Regions from separate parts of the Homo sapiens genome. Here all the other regions are linked to region 3. Evidence: chromatin contacts called from ENCODE Hi-C or POLR2A ChIA-PET data. All regions are on one chromosome and are shown on one strand. Each heading gives the region's core, a stretch centred on a gene start or an enhancer-like site at or near the end of the contact. The rest is flanking DNA. Distances are from core to core; before and after follow the strand shown.

Region 1 (3,058 bases), core at 519-3,018, 320 kb before region 3:
CCAGGCAAAAGTGTAAGCCAGTACCTTCACTTTGGCAGGTCTAAGGCTTCGATCCAGCTCCCTCACAATGCTCATGACATTCTGTTCTTCAAGCCAGGGGAGTGCAGACCTTGCTCTGGCCAACACCACCAAACAGGGAGTCAGAAGCTGTAACTTCCATCAACTAACTCACTGCCACTTACTAACTAATGCAGGATTTCCTTGGTTCTAAGGAATTTTGTTCCCATGGGGGTAATGGTAGAAAGGATCAATGTAAGTACTGTAAACCTACTTTTTCTTTCTTTCTTTTTTTTGAGAGGAAACTTGCTCTGTCACCCAGGCTGAAGTGCAGTGGCACAATCTCGGATCACTGCAACCTCCACCTCCCTGATTCAAGCGATTCTCCTGCCTCAGCCTCCCGAGTAGCTGGGACTACAGGCACGTGCCACCACATCCAGCTAACTTTTGTATTTTTAGTAGAGATGGGGTTTCACTATGTTGCCCAGGCTGGTCTCGAACTCCTTTGACCCACCTGCCTTGGCCTCCCAAAGTGCTAGGATTACAGGCGTGAGCCACACTGCCCAGCCCTATATTCTTCTTTGTATATTGTATAAAACAGATCTTATATTTTAACAAAACGAGTGAAACCTATAAAGCCCCCATGGCTTCAATGTTTTTTAACAATTATGAATCTTATATATTTTAGATTAGCAGTGTTTGAAATTCACAGCTCAACTATATTCATAACAGATTTCAAAATGAGGATGTGAGAACTACTGATGTGCAAACAGTTTAATTACCTGCTCCCAATACATTATTGGTGATTTGACAAGTAGCATAAATTGTCTCGGATAAATCGATGTCAGATTAGGAATGCTGACAGCCCATTGAAGTCCTCAGAATAAAAGTCACAAAGAAAATCACTTAGGAAGGGCTATCAGGTTTCAGCAGTTCCACAACCCTGCCCTCTCTGCAGGCCTCTCAAAGAGGTCTTCAGATCCAAGGTTTGATCACCTAATAGAAAAAGGTGCTAAAGCGATCAGAATAGGACCGTAATTAGTCGGCAGTGGTGGCGGACGCCTGTAATCTCAGCTACTGGCTGAGGCAGGAGACTGAAGCAGGAGAAACACTTGAACCCAGGAAGCAGAGGTTGCAGTGAGCCAAGATCACGCCACTGCACTCCAGCCTGGGCAACAGAGCAAACTGTCTCAAAAAAAAAAAAAAAAAAAAAAAAAAAAGGTAAGCGGGGTGAGGGGGTAGTAGGACCATAAATACTCAAAGAAAAGAATGTGACTCCCCAAATTCAACTGAATGATGAATCCATTTTCATTTAATGGTACAAAACAACCAATGAACCTTTCATATGTTCTTTTTGGGAAACAATCTGCAAAGCTCATTATCAACATACTAATAATTAATTTTTAACCATACTACTCAATTTTATAAATGCCTCAGGATCTAAGAGTCTAAGTAAAGCTGAACCTAAAGCAGTATGAGAAGGAAACCATGGTATTTAAATGTTGCAAGCAAAAAAACACATCTTCTTCAGTGCTGCCTCAAAGAAAGACAATAATGACGCTTAAATCCAAGTCATTCTAACAAAAATGAGGTGGAAGGGTAGATAGAAGAGGTAATCTGACAGAGGAGAGATAACTACTCAGGAGGAATCAAGTGCAGATCCAAACCCTATCTCTGAAACCAGCTATACAAACATGACAAAACACCACTTCCTGAGCCTCTGAGCCTACTTCTGCTTTAGAAAATAATTACGGTAATAAATAACTAGAAAGAATATATGTGATACAAAAGTAATCGGACCTCAAAATTACTAAGCTTCAGAATGGAAACAAAACAGGAGAGATAAAAAACACTGAAGGGTGTGAAGGTAACTTCCTAGAAGGAGCATAAGAGGCAAGTATTACAGAAACTACACAGAAAATGATTATTTATGAAACAGAGTCTTACTCTGTTGCCTACATTGGGATGATCATAGCTCACTGCAGCCTCGAACTTCTTGGCTCAAGGGATCCCTCCACCTCAGCCTCACGAATAGTTGGAACTACAAGCACTCACCACCATGCCTGGCTAATTTGTTTTGTTTTGTTTTGTAGAGACAGAGTCTTGTTATGTTGCCTAGGCCTGTCTCAGACTCCTGGCCTCAAGTGATCATCCTGCCTCAGCCTCCCAAAGTTTTGAGACTACAGGCATAAGCCAGTGTACTTGGCCATAAAATGATGTTTAAAGGAATTAAGGTATATAGGTAGAATCCTCTTTAAAATGCTTCTTTAAAATATCACCTTCACTGACAACAAATACCAAACCTCTAAAACTGCCCTCTCCCAAAAGAAATTCACCTGCTGTCCTGCACATTCACCAGCAGTGGGAAGCAGTGAGCTGCTGCAGCTGTGAACCAAGAGCCCACACAGGCCCTCTCTACCTCAGGCAAGTCAGCCCAGCTGCCACGAGAACTCTCCACCATCTCAGGAACAAGCTTTTCCACTTGCACTCAAGCAGGGACCACATCCCCAGTTATAATCTGAGAAGCAGTATCTCATAAGAATAGTGTTAAACTACAAGGGACTGGTTACATAAATAATAGTTTACCTATATAAGATCATGCAACATTAGGGTAAAACTAAGTTCTTGCAGTGATTTTTAAAAAGGTATTTTTATCCGGCCAGGCACAGTGGCTCACACCTGTAATCCCAGCAACTCTGGGAGGCCGAAGTGGGCAGATCACGAGGTCAGGAATTCGAGACCAGCCTGACCAACACGGTGAAACCCGTCTCTACTAAAAATACAAAAATTAGCTAGGTGTGGTGACGTGCGCCTGTAATCCCAGCTACTCGGGAGGCTGAGGCAGAAGAATCACTTGAACCCGGGAAGCGGAGATTGCAGTGAGCCGAGATCGCACCACTGCACTCCAGCCTGGGCGACAGGGCGAGACTCTGTCTCAAAAAAAAAAAAAAAAAGTATTTATATAATATAGTTAGGGAAAACATAGGGGCGGTGGAGGTCATTTAAAACAGTTAAAAAGAAAGTTCACATAAGACTTAGTTATCAAAATGTACTAAAATGT
Region 2 (2,852 bases), core at 263-2,762, 490 kb after region 3:
AAGAAAAATTAGCTAGGCAGGGTGGTGGCCACCTGTAATCCTAGTAACTTAGGAGGCTGAGGTGGGAGGATCACTAGAGCCCAGGAGTTTGAGGATGCAGTCAGCTATGATCGTGCCACTGCACTCCAGCCTGGGTGAAAGAGCGAGGCCCTATCTCAAGAAAGAAAAAAAGTCAGAATAAATACACAAATATCCTTCACTAGATTTACCAGTTGTCATCAGTTTGCCACATTTCATTAATCTCGTTTCCTACATTTCTTTTATGCTGATCCGTTTCAAAGAAAGCTGTGGAAATCACAGCACTTCACTCTCACATATTTAGCAGCATTTTGTAAAAGTAAGAAACTTCTATATGGCCACAACATTATCATTACAACTAAGAAAATTAATAATTTTATAATTAATTTACATTCTATATTCAAATTTCTCCAACTGGCTCCAAAATATTTTTTATATTTGCATGTGTTTTAAATCCAAGATCTAATTCAAATTTATGCATTGTATTATGTATTGTTTTATGTCTTTTTTTAGTAACTTTTAATCTAAAACAGCCCATTGTCCTTGACTTTTCTTTTCCTTTTTTTTTTTTTTTTTTTTTTTTGAGACAGGATCTCACTCTGTTGCCCAGGCTGGAGTGCAGTGGCATGATCTTGGCTCACTGCAACCTCTGCCTCCCGGGTTCAAGTGATTCTCCTGCTTTAGCCTCTCTAGTAGCTCGGATTACAGGCACCTGCCACGCCTGGCTAATTTTTGTATTTTTAGTAGAGATAGGGTTTCATCATGTTGGCCAGGCTGGTCTCCAACTCCTGACCTCAGGTGATCTGCCTGCCTCGGCCTCCCAAAGTGCTAGGATTACAGGCGTGAGCCACTGCACCTGGTCAAATTTTCTTTTCTTTTCTTTCTTCTCTTTCTCTCTCTCTCTTTCTTTCTTTCTTTCTTTCTTTCTTTCTTTCTTTCTTTCTTTCTTTCTTTTTAAATGATACTGACTTTTTAAAATAATTCAGGCCTGTTGTGTTATAGAATGTCCCACAGCTGGATTTGTCAGATTGCATTCTCATGGTTGGATTCAGGTTAGACATTTTTATCAAGAATGCTTTATTGGTGATGTTGTATGCTTCTTGTTGTATCAGGAGGTCAGGTTATGTTGCTGTGAATCTGAATGACCTGGGGAGCTTTTTTCAGACACAAGTTCTTTGGCTACGCACCTGGAGTTTCAGTTTCCTTGGTCTGGGATGTGCTCCGCACATTCACGTTATTTGAAAGCGTCACAGGGATTCTGTGGTGTGGCCAGGGTTGAATCTCAGGAGAGGAAAGCCTTCCAGTCTCTCTTTCATGAATTTATCTTTCAACGCCTCCATCCCAAAGCAACAACAACTGGAGCAGTGCTACCATGTCCCTCTGCCCCTTGCTCACCCACCAAAACCTTCCTCCACCCACCTCCTCCCACCTCCAGTGAGATCCTGAGAAATGATTCACTCTAGGCCAGTTGTCCCTGGGGCTGAGCTGGAGCTTCTGCTCACCATGGGGTAAGCCGTATGATGCGGCAGGTGTCGAGGAACCTGGAAGGAGCTCCTCCTGGGGATGGGAGGTGGAGCTGGTACAAACTACCCATTGGAGTGAGAAGGAGGAAGCTAATGCAATCTGAGCTCCTGAACTTTATTCCCATGGCTGGGAGTGACAGTTCTGGAAAGATGAGTCGACTTTGAAAATAGGAATTGGAAGATATGCAATATTCCCTCTTCATATTGTAACACATCAGTTGCAATTTCTACTATACCAACATTGGTGTTTTCTCTCTGTCTCTTACACCCACACACAGCCATCCCGTACACTGAGGTTATGACATGTATTGATTTATAATCTCTACCTCAGTGGAGAAGATAATAAAAGTCTAAGTGAGCCTTAGAGATGTGATATCAGCGTGGATGGAAAAGAGGAAAGAGGAATTGTAGTTTTGGCCTCCTTTGAGTGGATGACTAGAAGTAGGGTGCAAAAATTTAAAAAAATGGTGGTCAGACAGCATGGGAATCTGATCAAAGCAGGGAGACTTGCCGGAGCAGCCACTGTGGGGCTAGGCACCTGTGGATTTTGGGAGAGAGAAGGGCTGAGTGGAATGGCAGAGGAGGAGCTGCAGGGGGTAAAGACAGAAGCAGCTGTGGAAATGCCCCCAAACTCAGCAAATTTGACAGTGTCTTTTAGGGCTAAAGGTCAAGCTGATGAACCCAGGGTCAAAACATGGAGGTAGAAACAAAATGCTGATAACTGCACTGGGCTAGATCAGGCAAAATTTGATGGCTGGCTGTGCTCAGTCCTGCCTGGAGCTCCTGAGCTGGGAGCAGGAAGCAGCTTCACCGGGCTGGGCTGGCTGGATGTAGCCTCATCAGGCTAAGCAAGGAGCATGAGCCCCTGTGATGCAGAGACTGGGGAGGAGGAGGGAGATGTGATCCTTTGAGCATTCCTGTAGCTCCTACCTCTTTACATCTGCTTCCTCCTGCTTCACATCCAGGACTTGGATACACAGCACCCCTGACCTGCATGGATGCCTTAGGAAATGTCTGAGCTTAACAAGAATCTTTAGAATATGCTCTTTCCCTGCCACCGCCAGGTCGTGCGGACGCAAAGGCTTTGGTGTGTTCAAGATTGGGCTTCACCCATAACCCACTGCCATGGCCGAGGAACGCATTGCTGTTGGAGGTGTAATGGACGTTAATACTGCTTTACAAGAGGTGCTGAAGACCGCCCTCATCCACAATGGCCTAGCATGTGGAATTTGCAAAGCTGCCAAAGCCTTAGACAAGCGCCAAGCCCATCTTTGTGTGCTGGCATCCAACTGTGATGAGCCTATGGATGTC
Region 3 (3,028 bases), core at 89-2,588:
ACTTATCCCTGGCTTTGCTCTTTCTGTCAGCCAGATTCCCTTTCAGGGTCTGACTAGCTTTCGCTCTCCTTCTCGGCCCCTTCATCCAGTGTGACTTTGCTGTGAAGCTGTTGGGTAAGGTGAAGGTTGGTGTGGCTTTGATAACACTGGCCAGCTTTCGTTTATTTATCTGCTTTTTTCTTCTCTTCATGTGTGTGGCTTTGGGCAGGCTCCCCTGGCTTGTCTGACATTGAGGTCTGTTCATCCCCACGTCTTCCTTCTGATTTTCCTCATGGTCAAAAGCTTGGTAAACCTCTCACTTTCTGTCCCATTCATCTTCAATAGCTAGAGGTTATACCTGGGGCTATAAAAATTGGTTGCTGAGAAATTCTGATACTGCCTGGTCCCAGTGATTTAATACATATATTTGACGTTTTGCCTCCACACCTCCTAGGCTGGGTCACTATTTAGTACCACAGACTGCCCATGTCGGGTTGGCTGAGAAATGGGGCCCTGTCCCTAGAGCTCCTCTTGTCGGGATCATTGGCCGGTATCTTTGGCTCCTCAGGGACTCCCTAACCCACAGTCTTCAAGGAGTTGCATTAATTCTCTGTTATTCTAGACATTTAATTAGTGCGCAGAAGCACACACTATTAGGTGCTGGAGCCTCAGAGATGAACCATGCTTAGGGTCATTTTCAGGGTGTCTCTCCACCTCTTAGGGTTGATAGACCACATGGCTAGCAAACGGCCTTGTTATTGAGGAATTCTGCAGTTATCCTTCACCTGTTCTGATCTGGGAGCTCTCTGTGACTGGCGGGGTTTGGTGACTTTAGAGGAGGCTGCCCGGGTGGGTGTGGTGGAGGGAAATCTGGCTGTGGCTGCTGTTCTGGGAACCCATGTCATGCCTTGGTGGTAGCAGGTCAGGCCTGGTAGCCTGGAGGGCGGCAGCAGCTGACTCTTGCTCTCATGACGTGAACGAGAGCAGTGAGGGTGGCTCAGCACCTCCTGAGGTAGGAGGGGAGTGGGACGATCACTTGCAGTCTCCTCTGCCATCAGCCACTGTCACTTGCATAAGCTGGAATCAGGCCTCCTGACCTCTGTGGCTCCACGGTGCCCGGGTGCGGCACTGCTGCAGGATGTGTTGGGATGGGCAGGTGGGGGGCCCAGATGCTGCTTGCCCAGGGTCCCAAGACTGCTGGAGCTGACTTCCCAGGGGAAGTCTGCTGCAAAACCCGAAACGGGGGGCGCTGAATGGCCAGGAAGAGCATTCTTTAGGTCATATTTTTTTCCTTGAGTTCTGACACAGCCCTCCTGGGACATCCTGCCTTCTCTTGTTCTGACCTCGTCTATGACATAGATTAGTCATGGTCACATGGCTGTGCCTCAGGGCCAAAGCACAGGTCTCTACACTGCCTAATGTGTATTAGCCAGATTGGAATCTTTGCTGACTCCAAATATCACATTCCAAGCTGCCCCAGGCTGTGAGAAATGGTGGCGTTGCCTCCCCTTTGGCAGAGAAGGTTTTAGGAAGAAGCCTTGGAAGGGCTGTAAAGTAAAGCAGATGGAGTTAGGGACCTGGGTTTTCCAAGGCAGGGAAGGAGAGGCTGAGTCTGTGTGGGCCGTACCTGGTGCCTGCCTGAAGGGCCAAGGAATAAGTGGGTGCAGAAATTGGGGTGGTTTCTGAGGGCATCTTGCCAAGCAGAGAGCTCAAGTCCCTCGTCTCAGCTCTCCTAGGGAGAGGGAGAGAGCAGGGAAGGGCAGCTAGGCTAGGGTGGAAGAGGCAGGCTCTGCTGGTCCAGGGCCCCCTTCAGGGTTCCAGCTGTACCAGGCTTAGGCTTCAGTTGTGAGTGTGGAGCCCTGAGCTCAAGCATGGAGGCAGCGTGGTTGCTCAGCTCAGCCTCTCATAGGAAGACCTGGCACCAGTTCCGGAAGTGCCTCGCCACTAGAGAGGGTGGGGAAGGTCAGATGCTCTAGAATCAGTTCATACCTGGGAGGGCTTTAACCCCATCTTCCCCTCCCACCTGCCCCCTGCTTAGGCCACAAAGCCTCCATGTTATGTGGCAGATTAATTTGAAAATTGAGTTGCAGCTGAATGAGTTGATGTCTTCAAAGTTCAGTGGTGTTTGATTAGAGCCGTCCAGAGACTAGACTTGCTCCCAGGAAATGATTCTGACTGAATAATTAAAGTGAATAAAGGTTAGATTTGTGTTTCAGGCCAAATCTGTGTTGCATTCAGCATCTCCAAAACATGAATTCCATTAATCTTTCATGAACTAGCATTAAATTACTTTCAATTAGTTGTCATTCTAATTAAAGTTGAGTTACACAGAGCAGCCTTTGTTTATACTTGGTAGCTGTTCCCTTGCCTCCTCTGGAACTAAGTACTCTTGAGCAAATTGTCATTTGGAAAGTTGGTTTTATAACTTTGTGTCCCCCCACCCATCACTCTGAGTCAGGACCTGTTCTTTGAGCTGAAGGATGTGGGCGCCCACGGCAGCAGGAGGGCTGGGGGAGCACTGCTGGCTAGATTGAACCACATGACTTGCAAAAAGCAATCCCATGGCTGTGGGAAAGGAAGTTAAGGAGTGTTTAAGGTAGGCCGCCCAGCCCAGGCAAGCTTGGGCAGGCCTTGGGGTACCAAGTGAGGCATGGTCTGCCCAGGTGGGACTTGGGCAGGTCGGGAGGGAAGTGTGCTGCCCCCTGCGACGCCATGACCTGGCTTATTCTGAGCCTTTATGCCTTAGGTGTGGGTGGCCTTGCTCCTGCCAAGGGGTAGATGTGAGTTCTCATCAGGGCCTGTCTGCAGCCTCAGTCTCCTGAGGGCCAGCATTCCACGCTCCTGTCTAGTGGCCACAGCAGGAGGGGTTGAGGGAGGACTGAAATAAACCACTGTGTCCCCCTGTGGGACTCACCCATAAGTTGTCATCCAGCATATTTTTTCTGTTTGTTTTCTCCATTGATTATGGATGTGACACGTTATAACCAAGACAGAATCTCTAAGCCAGCGTGGGGATTCTGCAGGCTGGGGCACTTGAGGCCCTTCAAAC

The links. A loop is a pair of places that touch in the nucleus more often than their neighbours do. ChIA-PET counts read pairs that join two places held with the same protein, here RNA polymerase II (POLR2A). Pooled maps may share reads with other maps.
Region 1: a map of PC-9 shows a loop between it and region 3 (13-fold over the local background). The contact joins two enhancer-like sites. A Hi-C loop is called at or near these places in 1 of 168 maps with a recorded cell type or tissue (PC-9) and 2 of 50 pooled maps. POLR2A ChIA-PET finds 5 or more read pairs at or near these places in 2 of 52 experiments (GM10248 and OCI-LY7).
Region 2: a map of psoas muscle shows a loop between it and region 3 (2.9-fold over the local background). The contact joins two enhancer-like sites. A Hi-C loop is called at or near these places in 4 of 168 maps with a recorded cell type or tissue (dorsolateral prefrontal cortex, esophagus muscularis mucosa, pancreas and 1 more), 2 of 37 single-sample maps with no recorded cell type and 9 of 50 pooled maps. POLR2A ChIA-PET finds 5 or more read pairs at or near these places in 2 of 52 experiments (MCF 10A and activated CD4-positive, alpha-beta T cell).

What each region holds. Positions count from the first base shown.
Region 1 is chr2:42,662,626-42,665,683 of GRCh38, reverse strand. All of the region lies in intron 8 of MTA3 (metastasis associated 1 family member 3), which reads right to left. Among named protein-coding and RNA genes, the nearest start is that of MTA3, 96 kb to the right of the region's middle. RefSeq lists an enhancer at 2,055-2,104. Within about 2 kb of position 1,768, at least 2 of the 41 ENCODE cell types and tissues checked have a DNase peak (open chromatin) inside an H3K27ac peak, as active enhancers do.
Region 2 is chr2:41,850,416-41,853,267 of GRCh38, reverse strand. It overlaps the pseudogene RPS12P4. Among named protein-coding and RNA genes, the nearest start is that of LINC01913, 26 kb to the left of the region's middle. Within about 2 kb of position 1,512, at least 2 of the 41 ENCODE cell types and tissues checked have a DNase peak (open chromatin) inside an H3K27ac peak, as active enhancers do; they include psoas muscle, where a contact is called at or near this core.
Region 3 is chr2:42,340,992-42,344,019 of GRCh38, reverse strand. It overlaps a transcript of COX7A2L not described here. Among named protein-coding and RNA genes, the nearest start is that of COX7A2L, 19 kb to the left of the region's middle. RefSeq lists an enhancer at 2,186-3,028. Within about 2 kb of position 1,338, at least 14 of the 41 ENCODE cell types and tissues checked have a DNase peak (open chromatin) inside an H3K27ac peak, as active enhancers do; they include psoas muscle, where a contact is called at or near this core.